Regions from separate parts of the Homo sapiens genome. Here region 1 is linked to region 2. A link is a loop called in an ENCODE intact Hi-C map of the cell type or tissue named here. Cell type or tissue: dorsolateral prefrontal cortex. All regions are shown on one strand.

Region 1 (5,000 bases), 48 kb after region 2:
CTGTGCCAGGACACCAGCCAGCGTTCCCACATCCTGAGGGCTTTCAAGAGAAGCCATAAGTATAATCTCCCTCTTGGTTAATAATGGCAGCTAAATGTAGTTTTCACAAAAGGTTCCAACCAAGCCCATATGTGGGCCACATGTAGCTGTGGGAATGAGAGTTTGAGTCGTCTGCTCTAAATATATACACAAAACAAGCAGTTTCTTCTGGATAAACTGGTCCACACATCATTCATTTCATTGCGGGGTTTGCTTGTTAATTTTGGCCCAAGACATAGGGCTTTGAGTAAACAGAGCCTCGCCCGGCAGTACACCAGCTCTTACATTCAGAAGCCACTTCCCCGAGCCATGTCCTCCCAGACCAAAGTCACACTGTGTCTTTGCAGCCTTCCTCCTTGTCTCCGTCCAGCCTTCTCAAGGTATCCCCCTGCACCTTCCTGTACCCCTCCTTGTGGGTCGCCCCCACCTGTGTGTGTAAACACCTTCTAGAAGGTCACATTGTTAAAGCCCCCCATGACCCTTCATTCCACTCCAGCTCCCACCATTTCTGGGCTCCCCTTCAGGGGAAGACTTCTCCTCGGGGTTGACACTTGCTGTCTACACTTCCTCGGCCCCCTCACTCTAAAACTACGTAAATGCCCAGAGAATAACATGACAACGTGCACCTGAGCAACCCCCACCCAGATGGTACAAAGGTTTCCTTGGCCATGTTTGTAGCAGATATTTCTTTCTTTAAAAAATAAATAAGTACAGAGCTGGCAGAACATTTCCCATTGCCCTTCAGCCCACTCCTCTTGGACTTTCTTCCCGCAGCCTCCCCGTGGCCCTTCATGGACACATGGTCCTGGCTACAGATGAAAAATCGCTGGGTCCTCAGCAGGGCAGTCATATTTGATAATGACCAGGATTGCATTTAAATCTAGTACCTCCCAGATACTGTACAGATAAGATCCCAGCTAAGGCTCAAAACCACTCAAAGCCATTTCCATTTCAGAGATGAGAAAATCACAGCTCAGAGGGGTTGGGGGCGTGGTGGCAGTGCCAGCAGTCCGCCTCCAGTATGACCTCCACTGTCCCTTCACTCAGCCGGGGTAGACAGACTTCCCAGCTGGGACAAGCACTCTTAAAATCTCAGTGGGATTTCCATCTCCAGTGCCAGTGCTCCTATCATCCGGCACAGAGGCATTCAAAATAACCATTTCTGATGGACTGGAATATTTTGCACAAGTGGGCAGTATCTCACCTAATGGGGGTGGGGAGGTTATGAAGGGTTTGTGAACAAACCACAGGAAGCCCTGCTTTCTCCTTTCACAAGGACAGGTGGCACCTGCAGGGTCTCCCCTGCAGTGGCGTTATCGTTGCACTGAAACTTGCATGACCAATCTGTAAGGAGTCAGGGTGGGTTCAGCCATTTGTTATGACCTTGGCATTGTTCAGCCCCAGAGCCTGGCAGGAGGGGAAGGAGGAAAGTTTGACTGAGGGGCCTCCACCCATTGCCTTTCACCTGCACACTGCCTCTGAGCAGATTCAGGAGACCAAGCTCCTCCCCAGGTGAGCCATGCCTCTCCTGGGGTGACCTGGCTTACTTCATGTGTGCCCTGCTGGCAAATGCTCTGCTGCTGTAGGTGGCATTAGCAAGGGCTGAGCAGGTGGCACTGCTCCACCGGGAGGTTGAGTAAATCACTGAGTCATTAGGAGATGTTGAGCTCTCGCCAGGCCCTCCTGGAGGCACAGGGGATACAGCAGAGAACTGAAGGGGGCTGCTGCCTCTGTGGCTTTGGTGCGAGGTTGGGGAGGAGGGGACAGGCAGGAGGTGGGGGAGAAGGTTTATGGAGAACAGAGCGCAGGGGTTGGGGTAGATGGGGAGTCAGGGAGCCCTGGTGAAGAGGCCACATTAGAGCAGAGACTGGAACAAAGGGAGGGCAGGATTTGTTCATCTTGCTTCCCAAGAAAGAGGCTGCAGGCAAAGTGACTCTTACTCCTCTTGTTTATCCTCGTAGGTTCTAGAAGATTTCTGAGGACTCAGCAGTAACTTGCAGTGCTGGACTGAGGCTATTTCCTTATATCAACTTTTTGAAAACTCATGGTTAATACCTAAGTAAAGCACTTCCACCTTCCCCCCCTCCCCCCCTGAGAAAGTACGTTAGTCACATGCTAGCGTTTTTATTAGGAAAAGACGGATTTCCAGTGAAGCAGAGGGAAGTGGATTGAGCCTGGCTCGGGCCATGGCGCCAGTTGCACTTGCCCTGGTGCCGAGCCACAGCAAGGGCTGGCACTCGGCACCATGAAAAGCCCTCCTTTTCGGAATCTGGGGGACAAAATGCAAGACCGATGCCCCAGAGTCATCACAGATGACCTTCATTGGCACGATAAGGGGGGGGACAGGGGGCCCTGCCTTGAAGGAGGCATCTAAACACCCCTTGTGATGGAACAGACTTAGCCACAAAAGCCAGCGAGGGGCACGTTGTTGCTCCCTCATCCGCCGGTGGCATTAAGTCCTGTAGGGCAGGCTGCGTTTCCCCCTTTCACGATGAGGGGCCTGAGCCTAAGCGCTCGGAGCCTGGGCTTTAGTTTCTGATTCCCCACGCTGTGCTGGCACAGGTTTCCTGGACAGCGCCCCAGCGCGGGTTTCTTATCCTAGGGCGGTGAGAGGGGCTGCCAGGGAAAGTGTGGGAAAGGACGAGGGGCGGGACTATGAGAGGGAGCGGGGCTGGGGGCGGGGCCTGGAGGACCGGGCTGAGAGGGCGGGACCGTGAGAGGTAACAGGGGGCGGGGTGAGGGGGCGGGGTCGAGGACGATGGGGGCGGACTTGGGGGCGGGGCCTGGGGGCTAGGGAAGGACAGTGCCAGATCTTGTGTCCAGCCTCTGGAATCTTCCCTCAGTTCTTCCTTGTCTTTTCGTGGCCTTGACGTTTTTGAGGAACGCAGGTGGGTTATTTCGTAGGATGGCCCTCAGTTCGGGCTGTCTGATGATCCTTCCTCCAGATCAGGTTCAGATGATGTACTTTGGGCACTTTTGTTCCTCTTGGTGCGTTTTATCCAGAGCCTCATAATAAATATTTGTTCCATGACAGGCGATGTGCACTTTGTTTTAGGTGGTTCTCCCCAGAATTCTCCACTGTCAAGTTACTAATTTCTCCTTTGTAATTAATAAGTATCCATGGGAAATACTTTGAGATTATGTAAATACGTTGTTACTCTTCAGACTTTTACCCACTACTTTTAGCATTCATCAGAGATTCTTGATGGTTGCCAAATGGTGATTGTCGGATTCCATCATTCCTTCCACATTTAATAGGGACTTTCCACTGGAAGAAAGAGCTTTCTCCCTCCCCTGTGCGTTTATTTACATATGTATTTATATCAGTGTGGACCCATGGGTCTTTATTTAAGTCTAAAGGTTATAATTCTTCATTGTAGTCATTTATTTTCATGCTGAAGGGACCCCAGAGAAAGCCACTGGGAGCCCCTTCAAGCAGCCACTGTGTTCTTTTGGCATGTTCCCATGTCAAAAGTAAAGTTTCTCACTTGCTGGTACAGTAAGGTGTTCCAGGCTCTTCTTATACTTCCCCGCCCCAGCCCTGGATTCCTTTTAGTGGAGAATGGTATTTGGAAACCAGTATTGGAGCATGAGTATGCTCATTGCTATTGAAGTGTTATTGTGAAGCCCATTAAGGGAGCCAGGGAATGTATGAGTGTGTAAGCATACAGGCATGCATGCATATGTGCATATGTATGTAGGCATATGGCCCCAAGGTCCCTGCCTGCTGATATGCATGCTTTGTGTAACCCCCTCCCTTGAGTGTGGGATGGACTGAGTGACTCAATGCTAATGAATGGGCTACGGCAAAAGCCATGGGCTGTCACTTTGGACACCAGGTTATAAAGAGACCTGGCTTCTGTTTTGCATGCACTCTTTTGCTTGCGCACTCAGAGGGTGGTCAGCTGCCCCTTCGTGAGCTGCCCTGGAGAGCGGTTTCCCTGGCAAGGAGTTAAGGGAGGCCTGGGCCAACAACCACATGAGTGAGCCTGGAAACGGATCCTTCCAGGTTTCCTTCCTTCCCTTAAGACCACAGCCCCCACCCATAGCTCAGTCAAATCCTTGTGAGAAACCAGAGTCAGAAGCACCCAGCTAAGCCACATTCAACTCCTGGTCCATAGAAACTGGGAGATAATAATTGTTTGTTATTCTAAGCCACTAAGTTTTGGGGCAATTTGTTTTGTTACTCCATAGTTAATTAATGCAATATGTTATATCTCTATATATGTGTATATGTATAGACAGGGACCACACATACATTTATATCTGTTTTTATACCTGTCTCTATATATTACAAACCATGAGTTCACACTGATAACTTTAATTTTAGCTCAGTGCTACAAGGTTCATTGTGACCTTCCCCACTTTCCATATTTGTAACTCCTTTCTCCAGCAGTGAGAAACCCAGCTCCAATCATCTGCAATGTATTAATTTATTTGTTCAGTCCTAGAGGACACAAAAACAGCTTCAGAATTGCTATCCTATGTTCCAGAAAAAGTAACCTACTCATGGGAGTTCAATCTTTGTTTAGAGTTCTTGTCTTTAGTTGTCATATAGTCCAAATACTGCAACCCCTATGTTATAAAAAACAAGGGCTTCCCAGCTTCTCTGGGAAGTAAGGCATGAGATGCAAAGGGGAAAAGCACAGTTTCTTTCCAGGCAGCAGGTGCTGGGCTTCGCTGTCTTGCGCTGGAGAAGTGCGAAACAGACGGGAAAAGTGCAAAACAGAAGGGCAGGGCGGGGCTTCAGAGGCTCCCGCTCCATGCTTTCTTTCTCCCCTGAGCCCACACTGCCTGCCTCCCTTGCATTAGCACAAAAGCACCAACCTCTGAGGCCAGCGATGTTGTTTTTAAACAGTCATTAAATTATTTACAGAGAAAAGTGTACGGTGTTGCTTTTTGAAGGCTACTGAGGAAGGTTTGAATTTTCATCATTTCTATTATTCAAAAAGCCAAGTAAC
Region 2 (5,000 bases):
GAAAAAAAATAAAAGTGGTAGGAACTACACTCACAGAGAGCCCAGAGAGGGGGCAGCAGGGGGGTGGGGGCGAGCCTGGTGCTGGAAGTGTGAAAACAGCTGGGGGCCCAAGTGCCCTGACTCCCCTGGCCACCCACTCACTGCTTCCACCCACTCTCACTTCCCTTGGGTTCACACTATCTCCCCGGACCCCTCTCTGACCCCTCCAGTCTAACCAGTGATCAGAGAATGTTTCTGCCACTACAGCAGTCCCCCCTTCATCCACAGGGGATGCCTGAAAGGGTAGCTGGTACTGAACCTGATGGCTGTCAATCAGAACACATCGCTGTCCATGTCTTCCACCCACAAATGTAATGCCTTTTCCATCTTAACTAAGCTCTTATCGCACATGGTGGCCGAAACTTTGGCAGTTTGAAGTGCGACAGCAAAACTTGCACACATTTTTTTTTCCTTCTTCATAATTTCACACATAGAAGATTCGTTCTTACTGTAGATCTTAGCAAACTAAGCATATGCTTTTTTCCCTTCAGTTGAGGACTTTCACCTTTTCACTGAAAGGAAGCACTGCGCTCGTCTCTTTGGCATATCTGAATTGCCAGCATCACTACTTTTGCGCGTTGGGGCTGTGATTAAGTAGCACAAGGCTGACCTGAACACAAGCACTGTGCTGCCGCAACAGTCGCTCTAAGTGGCTGATGGTTGGTGTAAACAACACAGATAGGCTGGATGAAGGGAGGATTCATGCCCAAGACAGGGCAGAGTAGCATGCAATTTAAAACCTATGAATTGTCCGTTTCTGGAGTTTTCTATTTGACCCTGGATAACACCCCAGAAAGTGAAACTGCAGATAAGAAGGACTACTGATTTGCACATCTTTTTTCTGTGCCTGTTTGTAACCGTTGCCCAACGGATTCTCCTTGCCCTCTGCCTAGACAGAGCCAATTTATCAAGACAGGGGAATTGCAATGGAGAGAGTTTAATTCACGCAGAGCTGGCCGTACGGGAGATGGGAGTTTTATTATTACTCAAATCAGTCTCCCTGAACATTCGGAGACTAGGGTCTTTTAAGGATAATTTGGCAGGTAGCGGGCCCGGGAGTGCGGAGCATTGATTGGTTGGACTGGAGATGAAATCATAGAGGGGCAAAGCTGTCCTCCCACACTGCAGTTCCTGGGTGGGGGCCACAAGACCAGATGAACCTGATTACCACCAGTCTGGGTGGCATCAGCTGGTGCATCAGAATGCAGGGTCTACAAAATATCTCAAGCACTCATCTTAGGTTTTACAACAGTGGTGTTATTTCCAGAAGCAATTTGAGGAGGTTTGGAATCTTGCAGCCTCTGGCTTCATGACTCCTGAACCTTATTTCTAATCTTGTAGCTAATTTGTTAGTCCTACGAAGGCAGATTGGTCCCTAGGGAAGAAGAGGATTTGTTTTCGAAAAGGGCTGTTATCATCTTTGTTTCAAAGTTAAACTATAAACTAAGTTCCTCCCAAAGTTAGTTCAGCCTACACCCAGGAATGAACAAGGACAGTTTGGAGGTTAGAAGCAAGATGGAGTCGGTTAGGTCAGGTCTCTTTCACTGTCATCACTTCCTCAGTTACAAATTTTGCAAAGGTGGTTTTATGATCTCTTTTGCTTCTCATTTTGACCCTGTAAATAGCAGGGTGGGGTGCACAAAGGTCAGATGCCAGGTAAGACACTGGGCAGGTCCTGGAGGTCCCAATGCACCCGGCATTAACCCTTCAGTTGCTGGGCCATGAAGATGTGTCCAGGAGTTTCAGGGGAGCCACACCACCCAGGCAGCTCTGAGCAGTGGCTACTTCCCGATCTGTATGGAACACCCTGATGTCTTTGTCCTGGAAGAGCATCCCTGCTGAAGACCAGCCCTGCCCAGGACATGGAGGAAGTGGATGCTTTGGTTCCAAATCACAGATGGGAAAACTAAGGCTCAGAGAGCATGTGGAGTCTGCAGAATGTCCCTGACAGAGTCAGCCACTGGTTGAATTTCACATATTCTCTCTTCTCTGCCAAGGTGGCCTACCGGAACCCATGGCCATTGGTCCACAGTGGGCTTTCACTCACTGTCCAGTGTTCTGTAATACCTGGGCAAGGAGGGAACCACACACGGGTGTCAGATGCCCCCAAAGTGACCACAGACAGCTGACACGAACATCTGGGCTATGTTTAGCATATACTACGGTTGTATGCCAGGATTCTCCGTAATACACACAGCCTTTACTCCTTTCTATCCCTCTGCTCCCATTTATAAGACCATTCTAAGCAATGGTATTATGTTGAACCACTTAAAATGGCCATCTTTGTAGGTCAAAATAGTCAGATAGCAGCAATTTCATGTATTTTTCAGAAAGTTGACAAACTACAGCTGAGTATCAGGTCGGCACTGGAGGCGGCCAGGTGGGGGCAGCAGAGAGCTGAGTGGGCAGAAACCGGGGCTCATAGGCGGTGAGGTTCTGTCAACGGAGCTGCAAGAGAAGTAACCCTGCAGGGTCCCACCAAATGACCCAAAGTGGAAAGGGCCAGGCGGCCCGGGTCCCTTACTGGACAGATCTGCGCAGTAAGCACAAGTCAGCACTGTTGCTGTGGCACTGGCACCATCAGTACTTGACCTAGGATCACCTGCCATGTCTAGTCCTGCCAACCTTCAAGACCGAGCTTCCAGGACAAGGGACCTGCCCAGCTCCAGCTCCTCCTGACCACAGTCCACAGTGGAGAAATGACACAGCACTTGTCCAAAAACAGCGCTACACGAAGCTCCAAAGGCTGATCCACATGCCATTCTCTGTGACTGAGCCTTTGACTCGTGAGCCTCCAGCAGGCTTCCTTTCCCCTCCTGCAAGCTCCCGAGGAGGCTGCCACCGGAATGGCATGTGGCCATCAGCACTGGCTGGAAGCGCAGATGATGCACTCTCAACCAGTGCAGTGATGCAGCCACCTCTGACTGGAAGCCGGAGCGGGGGGGCTTTCATCTGAATTAGCTACAAAATTTGCTGAGTTCTATGCAAAATAAAAATGCTGGCCCTCTGTTCAAAAATTGTAAAGAATTTCAAGATGGCAACAGCAAAGTATAAAACCAAATGCAGGTTTCTGATGGCAGGGCCCCATGAGCCTGCACAGGTCGCCCACCCAAGGGGCCAGCCCTGGCATTTGTCTTGAGTGGAGAGCCTGTCTGGAGTGGTATGGGGTGTGTTGGGGCTGCCTCTGCATGTCTGCCTATGCCCGTCAGTGATGCGGTGGCTTCATGGCTCTGGAAGCAGAGAATCCCTGGCACATCCCCATCCAGCACCGTCTCCCCCAGTTGTGAGCAGGAAGGGGGTTGTGGCACCTGAAATAAGAATGCAAAGAGCTCCCGAGGCTTGGGGGTGGTGTTGGGCACCCTCCTGGCGATATGGGGTGTGCACCTGTGCAGCCGGCCAGGTGACCAGCATCCCTTATGGTTCATGAGTCAGGAGCAGGGCTCAGAGAGAAGAATTCAGAACAAAGACAGACGATGCAGCCCACAAGCGAAAGAGACGGGCAGGCTAGAAAATGTGGGAGGGGTCAGAGCTCCACGGCAGCCGGTGGGCACAGCCCAGGACAGGGGGATGGCGTTCTCACCCCACAGTCATTAACTATTGAACATTGATTGATAGTGATTGTTGAATACTGTAAATATTGCTCCTGGGTGCCAGTGGGTTGGTTGCCCCCAGAGACAGTCACCAATCCTGAGCTCATGGGAATAGGGGAGCCCTTACCCTGTGTGCTGTGGTTAACGCACTGGTCAGCAGAGCGGGGAGGGGAGGCACAGGTCAAAGTCTGCAGATAATAAAGATCCAGTCCAGATAATAAAGATCTGGTTTCAGCCCTGGCTCTGCCTTGGACCAGCTCTGCTATGTCAGCCAAGTTACCACCTCTCTGAGTCGAGGGAAAGAATGCCAGCGCTTTCTCCTGGACTCCAGGCACAGACCCCACGAGCTACAGGGACCTCCACTTCCAGGCCCCTTGGCATCGCTTTAACACTTAAACCCCACTGGTTCGCGTCCTTGTTTCTCATCCTCTGGGAGCCGAGCGCCTGCCTCATTTCTGGGGCTCCCTGGCTGCCCTCGTTTCACAGTCACTGCTGGTTCCTGTGAGATCTAGATGCTCACCCTCCACCCCTTCCACCCAGCGCCTCTTGAAGCTCTGGTAGCTCTGCCTTCTCGCCACCCTGTCCCACCCAAGTATGGAACTGAGCTCTTTGTGACTCCACAAAACAAGACTTAGCTGAGGAAGCTGTGTGAGGTCAAGTTGTAGTGAAGGTTTGAGAACGACAGTGGAACCCAAACGGAATGTTAGCCTCACCACCTCCCTGTCCTGGGCTGCCCTCAGCTGCCACAGGGCCACCTTCCCACTTTCACCACATTTTTCTCTTGTGGAATTTTGAATTCTCTTGTGTTATTTGGCTTTGTTTTGAATTCCCCTGTCTGAGCCTTTCTCCTCAGAATTCTGCCTTCTGCGGAAACTCAGCGGTTAAGATGCTTTTCTGGTAAACTAAAGGCCACCTGCCCCTGGGGACTGGTAGGCCTTTGGCCACTCTGAATTGCACCCAGATGGCAGCTACCCACAAGAGGCCCCAAGTAGCAGAGAATGAGAAACATACACAAACTGACTGGGCATCCTTGGAGATGCCACGAGATAAGCTTTGCAATGGCCTCTTCTCCACAGTCAAGGTCAGGAATCACCTAGAAACCCAGAAGGAATGAGAAATCTCAAGACTTCAGCCTGGGGCCTTCACAAACCAGCTTCATGGGGTAAATTGCTTAACACCTTGATTTCTCCAGCTGAGAAATGGGGATACTAGCACCCTTTCCATTAACTTCTACAGTTATGAATATCATAAGGCAAATGCATTTCTGTTTGTTTGTTTGTTTGTTTGTTTGTTTTGAGACAGGATCTCACTCTGTCGTCTAGGCCGGAATGCAGTGGCACGATCTCAGCTCACTGCAACCTCCACCTCCCG

Evidence for each region. Peaks named below come from ENCODE experiments on the same cell type or tissue, not always from the same donor. Only the 100,000 strongest peaks of a DNase experiment are listed, where the experiment ranks them.
Region 1: a loop joins it to region 2, with 3 times the contacts of the local background. A loop is called at or near these places in 5 of 110 quality-filtered maps.

The regions. Positions count from the first base shown.
Region 1 is chr15:31,078,439-31,083,438 of GRCh38, reverse strand. It overlaps TRPM1 (transient receptor potential cation channel subfamily M member 1), which reads left to right. Exons shown (of 28, transcript NM_001252024.2): 2 at 2,001-2,086. The coding sequence starts at 2,084. Among named protein-coding and RNA genes, the nearest start is that of MIR211, 16 kb to the right of the region's middle. RefSeq lists enhancers at 4,269-4,799, 4,800-5,000. In dorsolateral prefrontal cortex, no CTCF peak of the experiment used is centred here; a DNase peak (open chromatin) is centred at 2,734; H3K4me3 peaks cover 545 bases.
Region 2 is chr15:31,126,891-31,131,890 of GRCh38, reverse strand. It overlaps a transcript of TRPM1 not described here. Among named protein-coding and RNA genes, the nearest start is that of TRPM1, 28 kb to the right of the region's middle. In dorsolateral prefrontal cortex, CTCF peaks have their summits at 2,217 and 2,420 (motif pointing right); DNase peaks (open chromatin) are centred at 2,450 and 2,884; H3K4me3 peaks cover 518 bases.